Regions from separate parts of the Homo sapiens genome. Here region 1 is linked to region 2. A link is a contact called in ENCODE Hi-C or POLR2A ChIA-PET data. All regions are on one chromosome and are shown on one strand. The core of a region is the stretch at or near the end of the contact, and the rest is flanking DNA. Distances in the headings are between cores, read along the strand shown. Region 1 overlaps ARMC2 (armadillo repeat containing 2). Region 2 overlaps SESN1 (sestrin 1).

What was found. A loop is a pair of places that touch in the nucleus more often than their neighbours do. ChIA-PET counts read pairs that join two places held with the same protein, here RNA polymerase II (POLR2A). Pooled maps may share reads with other maps.
Region 1: a map of gastrocnemius medialis shows a loop between it and region 2 (3-fold over the local background). The contact joins two enhancer-like sites. A Hi-C loop is called at or near these places in 13 of 168 maps with a recorded cell type or tissue (CD14-positive monocyte, Caco-2, PC-9 and 9 more) and 6 of 50 pooled maps. POLR2A ChIA-PET finds 5 or more read pairs at or near these places in 7 of 52 experiments (BJ, Caco-2, HEK293 and 4 more).

What each region holds. Positions count from the first base shown.
Region 1 is chr6:108,965,302-108,969,246 of GRCh38, forward strand. The region is part of intron 17 of ARMC2 (armadillo repeat containing 2); the gene reads left to right. Among named protein-coding and RNA genes, the nearest start is that of ARMC2-AS1, 43 kb to the left of the region's middle. Within about 2 kb of position 2,055, at least 10 of the 41 ENCODE cell types and tissues checked have a DNase peak (open chromatin) inside an H3K27ac peak, as active enhancers do; they include gastrocnemius medialis, where a contact is called at or near this core.
Region 2 is chr6:109,000,526-109,004,172 of GRCh38, forward strand. It overlaps SESN1 (sestrin 1), which reads right to left. Exons shown (of 10, transcript NM_014454.3): 2 at 1,753-1,818; 3 at 763-963; 4 at 1-148. It also overlaps a transcript of ARMC2 not described here. Among named protein-coding and RNA genes, the nearest start is that of ARMC2-AS1, 78 kb to the left of the region's middle. Within about 2 kb of position 1,703, at least 7 of the 41 ENCODE cell types and tissues checked have a DNase peak (open chromatin) inside an H3K27ac peak, as active enhancers do; they include gastrocnemius medialis, where a contact is called at or near this core.

The DNA.
Region 1 (3,945 bases), core at 805-3,304, 35 kb before region 2:
TGAATGCTATTTACAGTGGGGACAGAAGGACTTTCAACTCATTAGATACATTCATGATTTCTTCTATGGCTTTTTTTTTTTTTTTTTGCATTTTCTCTAGAGTGCATAAATATAAGACCTCAGCGTAAATGTACTTCTGTTGTTCAAAAGCAAATAGACACTATTGTAATTGAGAAAATACGGCTAAAATCTACTCAAGTCATGCTTTTAAATGAAGCTATACATTTTAATTAGCTACGTTAATTATCATGTGGGTGAGGGCCTGTGAGACTATTTGGCATTACAATGGAGTTTATATCCTTGAAAGGTAGGAAATCACTGATACAAATCAAAGGAAAGAAGATTGTTTCTTTCTTTTCTTGGGACAGGGTCTTGCTCTGTCATCCAGGATGGAATACAGTGGTGCGATCACTGCTCACTGCAGCTCTAAACTCCTGGGCTCAAGTGATCCTCCTGCCTCTGTCTCTCAAGTAGCTGGGACTACAGACACGCACCACCATGCCCAGATAATTAAAAAAAAATTTTTTTTTTTGTAGCGATGAGGTCTTGCTATGTTACCCAGGCTGGTGTCAACCTCCTGGGCTCAAGCGATCCTCCCACCTCAGCCTCCCAAAGTGCTGGGATTACTGGTGTGAACCACCTTGCCTGGCCAGGATCATTTTTTACATTTAAAAAATTTTTATAATTTTAGGATAATTTTTTTCTTCCTGGGTTAATTCTAAAAACAATGATTTGGGTCAGTAAGTGAGTGTTTTTAATAATCCTTTTTCCCAAATAGAGGAGATGTACCCATCACTGCCCAGCCACCATACTAGATCCAGGAGGCCATGTGGAAAGGCTCAAGGTCACTTGGAAGCCATAGGTGCTGAGTTTTTAAATTTTGAGCTCAACTTCTCTGCAACCTGAGAAAGCTTAACAGACACCTTTCCTTTACACTCCTTCACTAACCAGAGCAGAGGCTCCCAATCCTGGCTGCAGAGCAGACTCACCCGTGGAACTTTTAAAAACACAGATTATCAGCCGTTCCGAAATGATATTTTATCATCTCCAAGATGAGGATAATTAATGTCCAGATTGCAGGGTGATAAATGAGCAGATGTGTACAAAGAGCCTAACACAGTGCCTGCTGCATAGCAAGTCCTCAGAAGGTGGCTGACGTGCTCTGGAAACTCTTTAAGTGTTGTAACACCGTGCTACTAAACAGAAACTGGAACTCAGGAGTTGTTTGAAATAATTGGGTTTGCTAGGTTGATGTGAAATTTGGTTTTTCCAGGTAAATATAATTTTGTACATGTGTTTTAAAACACAATAAGGAAAAAAAAGTGAGCATTTTTTTTTAATCATTGAGGTTCACAGTCGGCTCCATGAGCATTAAACTGACTCAGGTTGCAGGGAGCAGAAGTGCATGTTCAGGTTGCCTTAATTCAGTTCTCGATGGTGGTAGAGCATTGAAATCAGCTGTGGAGTTAAAACCCAAAAAAACTAAAAACACCTTCCTGGCCCCAGCCCTAGGAATTCTGATTCAGAAGCTCTGGGATGAGGCTGAGAATCTGTGTTCAAAGTTCCACAGGTGAGTCTATTAGCTAAGATTGAGAGCCCCTGCTCTCGTTAGCAAAGGAGCTTAAGGGAAGAGTGTACAGAGAAGAAAGAAGCCAGGAAACAAGATACTGCTCAAAGCCTCCCAGAGAGGCAGGCAGGAGCCAGAGTCCCAAGTGACCCCTCAGCCGTGGGCGTCATGAGCTCCGCCCCCTGGGCTCTGCCATTCTGGAGACCCAGCTGTGTTGTGTCTGCTGTTAGGGAAAGAATTCTCTCCCCACTTACTCTCTCTAGGCTCCTTCTAGATCATGGCTTCAGCTACCTCCAGGCTTCCACTTGCTGCCCTCCCTGTGTCTGTCTGTTGCCAGGGCACTTTCCTATGTCACCCACTCCAGGAGAAGATATGATTGGCTCAGTGAGTCACTGTCCTATGGCCCAGGGCTTTCCCGCATAGGCAGCAGCTACCGGGTGACAGGCTATCTGTGGTTTCCTTTGTTACCCAAGCCTGGGGCAATCAGCCATAAATAACAAGGATGGTGGGGCTGCGGGGCCGGGGCCGTGTGGCATAAAGATGGATCAGAAGGAGGTGTGGGCATGGCTGGCTTCTCAGCAGGGGCAGTGTACCTGGAAGGCACTTCATTTTAGTGGGCCCTGCTGCCTGTTACAGTCACCCCTTGGTATCTGGGGGGATTGGTTTCAGGGCCTGCCTCAGATACCAACACAGATGCCCAAGTGCCTGATATAAAATGACATAGAATTGGCATTTCACCTACACACATCTTCCTGCACACGTTAAACCATCTCTAGACTACTTATAATACCTACAGTGTGAACGCTATGTAAATGGTTGTCGTGCTGTGATTTTTATTTGTATTCTTTTTATTGTTGTTGTTTCAAATATTCTGTCTGTGGTTGGTTGAACCTGTGGATACGTGGCCCGTGGATGCGAAGGGCTGACTGCGCTCCATTCCCAACTTTTCCATAGCCTAACTGGGCTTCTGATTGTGCTTCTCCCGCCTCTGTGCCTTTGCACATGTTCTGTTTCATTTCCTGCCTGCCCATCCCAATCTGCCTAGCCAGGTGCAGGCCCTTCCCACGTAGCTTCTCAAGCCCACAGTCGTAGGCTAGTCATAGGAAATCTATACTTCTTATATAGCAATCAGTCATGAATTGTGTAACTTGTCCTGTAATTATCCTGTATTATTATTTTGTGAGTTTTATCTTATTTCCCCTTTGCAACTGAACCACCTTAGGAAAAGGATATTGCCTCATACAAAGAAGGTACTTGATAGCTGCATGTGGATTGGCTAACAATGGTGGTACCTTTGTTTCAATAGTGCTATATCCTTTTAAAAGCATGTTTATTCTATTTTTGAAAGATCTGAGGCCATCAGCTAGGTGACAGATACGGAAAGTAGGTTTTAGGACAGTTAAGTGGCTTGCCTGAAGTCATACTGTAGCAAAGGCAGGAATTCCCATCCGAAAACAAACAACTAGCCTTGTGTTTTCCAGCCGCTCCGTTACCTAGAACACCCTTACTCCACTGCACCTTGTGCAGGGGGACTGTGGCATGGATAACAGCAAATAAACACAGCTCACTCAGGAAGCCAAGCCACTGCAATGCATCCCAGGTTTCTCACGTGAGCTCCTCTTCACGAACCATGGGGACTGTGCCTTGTGGGCTGGGTGGTGGGCTGTGCTGCCTCCTGGCTTTTCTCTTGGCAATGAGCACTCAGACCCTGACTTCTGACCGGGTCGTGGCTGGGTCTGGGCAGTGGGACTGCTGCGAGTGAAATGGGCATGTGGGTGAGAGTATACTTGCATTTCAATTCTTTTACAAAGATAGCTAAAACAAACAAACAAACAAAAACAGGCCATTTTGGAAACAGGATGAGCTGTTGAATTACCAAGGCCTGTGTTGAAGTATGAACACTGTTTTTGCAAATACTGGTATGGCAATTTCTATAGTAATGTAAGTTACCTAACTTTTTCTTGCTGAGTGACTAGAAAAAAAGGAGAAGTAATATACCCTCAACATCGTTGGAATGTTGACAGTCTTTCTGGAAAGTGGCTTTAAAAGAACGTGGTCTGAAACTTCCCATTATACTGCAGTCATGTCTTATGAGCTCATAAGCAGCGTGTTGATGCTGAAGTTCTTAGTGGTGTGCTGAGCACTCCAGACTACCATGAGCCCCTCTGTGGGGAGCTGGCACCTGATGACCATGTGTGTAGTTTATTGTTGCAAATGGGAAGTACACTAGGCTGTTGTATGTTCATCCTAAGTTTTGTGGCAGTGGGCACTTAGGTTTTGTGACAAGGGTAGAGCGGGGCCCCACGTTCAAGTTGGAGGATCACATCAACCTATGTTGAAGAGCTTTCAGGTGCTTCTAGAACATTCGACAACTTTGC
Region 2 (3,647 bases), core at 453-2,952:
GGGCTAACACTTTGTTAAGTTCTCCTAAATTCTGTAGTTTTTGAGGAGCATTCTCTAAACCATTGAGCCACTTGGGGTCCCCACCAACATGAAGGAAATCATTTACATGCAGGTTCACTAAGTAGGAGCACTGATGTCTTGCCGCAGCCTTAAAACAAAAAGATTATTCTAATTATAAATATTAAAACCTTGAACTACATATCCTTTTTATTTACAACATGCAAAAGAGCTAATTAAGTTTATTAGTATGTTTTCAAATTTTCCGTAAACTACAGAAATGCAGTTTTTATATAAACATTTTAAAAATTCAAATACTGTAAGAACCTTAGAAATATTCCAAGAACAAACAAAATATCTGATAAAAGTATTTGAACTTTAGACATTTTATCTATATACTTTCAGAACTTCAGATTAAGAAGAAACTTCAATTAAGGTGCCAATCATAAAATAATGGAATATTATTTACATCTTGAACAGGAAGCACCACTTATGTCAATGTGAACTATTTATAATAATGAAACAGAACTTGTGTTCTACTTATTTAATGAAGAATGGTTCTCAGCAATGTATAAATACTTGCTTCTTTTTCTGTTATACTTGAGAGCGTACTTATTTAAAAATAGGAAAAACAGAGACTGTGCAACAGGAATCATATTATATATCATAATCTAAGTATTTATCCCTGTGTTTAAAGCATTAACTGTCTCTTAAAGAGATTAATAAAAATAGGCAAAAACAATTTTTCACTGAATGTTTACAAACCATTATTCCAATGTAGTGACGATAATGTAGGGGTAACGGCCCATCCATTTGCAGTAGATAGTGCTGAGTTTTTAAGAAACTTTCTAAATATTGTGGGTGGAAAACCATCACTAACGTAATGTTATCCAAACGGCCCAAAGCAGCAAAAGAATCTGCAAATAAAGCATGCATCTGTGCGTCTTCACTCCCCACTTGGAGGATCTGTATAAATGAGAAAAACCATGGTTACTGAAATGGTAAATTGGTGTTAAGGGAAGAAAATATACATGCGCTACACTCTAAGTATCATTTAGAAGCAGATTAAATCTGGCTTAAGAAAGAGGGGTTACAAATTTAAACTCAACTGGTTGAAAGATACAGAAGAATAAACAGTTACATATTATATAGTAGGGGATAAACAACAAAGGCTGAACATTAAAGGCCATCTAGATAGGCTGCTTGCAGAGTTGGCCAGAATCCAGATAAAGAAGCAGATTTAGATTATCAAATTTGCAGAGCTTGCAAACAGACACTAAAGCCTTTCTTTACAAAACCGCCTACTCTCACTCAATTTAAGGAGAACTAAAATTAACTAATAGCATACACTTCTTATGAAAATAAAGCATAGATGCTTTTATACATATATAGAATTAAAGATCCAATCTAGCACTGATATCAGCCTGTGGAGACAGTCAAGACTAAGTAACTCAGGTTATGGGCACACCTAAACAACATCTAAATATAAGCAGATGTTGTATCACTGGTCAAAAACAAATCTTGGCTTTACTTGATTAAATATGGGTGTTAAAAACACATCATGAAATACTAGAAATCAACACAAGTACAACAGCTTTTTATTCCCACAGATTCACTGCCAAAGAATGATTAACTGCAACCAACTCTGACTAAAACATGTTGTTGACCAACAGTTCTTCAGATGCCAACATGTGGGTCATGAAAGCTCTTCCTTAAAAGCATACAGTTCACTATGTACTTTCACAAACAACGTACCTCCTTTTCTGGGATGAATCTGCTTGGTCCCTGTCCTAGTGGTCGAGGAATTCTAATGCCAAGTTCCTAGAAAAGAAAATTACACCATCTCAGGCCTTTGGCAGTAAACAAAATGAACTGAGGCTAAAGGAATGGGAGGGAAAAACAACCAGTCGAACAGAGACAGGCTTGTTTTGATGGTTTGTTTTCATGGCTGTATATACATACCAACTCTTCTGTTAGCATTACATAGCTAACAACAGCTTATAATACAACTCTGATTAAAAACAATAAAACCTGTTTCACTAAAACCAGAGTTTTGCATAAAGTACTTGGCAGAAAGTCTAGAACAGAAAGTTCAGCACATAGCAGCCAACCCTGTGGATCATCAGTGATACAAAATAAGACCAGTGTGTTTGTACATCTAAAACTCAACCAACCCAAATATCAATCCCTGTGCATCGTCAGAAAATGAAAAAGCAGTACTTCCACCTAGGTGTCTTAAACTAGAAAAAGTGTAATTATTATTACATCTAAAACAACACCTCACGGTTAGAATGTAAATTTATGAAAAATAAAAACTAAATTCACAAGAGACAGCACTACAGGGCATGTTTTCTCTGCAGTTAAATAATTTTAGAGAAACTCATTTTGTTTGTAAGTTTGCCTTAAATTAAGTTTTTTTTTATTTACAGGATGTCATCAATCTTGCCCATATTATATTTTAGAGAAGCTCAAATAATTGAGAAATAGTTTTCTGACATTTGACACAGTGACTCTAGAATCCTGTACCTTATGTGATGGTGTAGTATGGTTAACAAGAACTGAAAATCTGTTAGGGTTTCCTTTCCCTCCCTCACCCTCCCCATATAGTGTGTTTACAGAAACAAAACTAAAATAATATATTTCAACTTTTTGTTGTTTTGAGGCCTATGTCCTATCTAGTGTCATTTAAAAATTTTTTTTAGAATTTATACAATTAAAGATTAACCCCTTCACTCATATATATTATATATATAATTAAATACTCATATAATTCTACTCTCTCCTTACTGCTTTTAAAGTTCTTCATGATATAAACCAGATATTTTCCTTTTAAAGAAAAAAAGTGGGGATGGGGTGGGGGTGGGTGCACAGAGAGAAGGACATGTGTCAGCAATCCAAGAAATCTGGTCCCAGCAAATGAAAGTCTTTAAAGCAGAACAGGCTTTTAAAAATTAAGCAGGAAGGACAAAAGTGAAGGTAATCTTTATTAGGAGACATCAAGATTCAAAGTAGTTTATATTTGCCAACAGAATTCATAAAATAATATTTAAATAAAATAATCTTATACTGGAGGTTGGTGACTTCTCCCTGGTTAGTCCATCCTTACACTGAAGATAGTAATGCTTTAACATTATACCCTTCATTAGAGGAGGCACTTAATTCACTGGTCTGGCCACGTGTGTGTCTCAATTTTAACATCCTGTAATGAATGCCAGAGGACATCCCTGTTATTCAATATATAATTTTGGCACCAATAGCAGCCATTTATATACAATGATGACTCTTAGCTTTTCTAACTGCTGAATTTCTCATCCAATTACATACATTTGAAACAATACCTATTGGACAAAACTAAGGCTAAAATTAACATTTATCCCCTCTAATTTCTTTAATCTTGAAAACTGTCTTACTTAAACAAAATGTATTTTAGGAAAATGCCTGTTTCAAGGGTTTATTACTGTTTTATAACTAAGAGACTTGGGACTTTAGTATACGAAAAGGTGTCATTTCAAATGGGGGAAAATGAATTATTCAACAAATGATCTTGGGACAACTGGATAGCCATTCAGAAAAAAAGTGAAGCTGGAACACTATAACATGCTTTACCCCACAATAAATCAGAGTTAAATGTAAGAAAAAAATGAAAACTT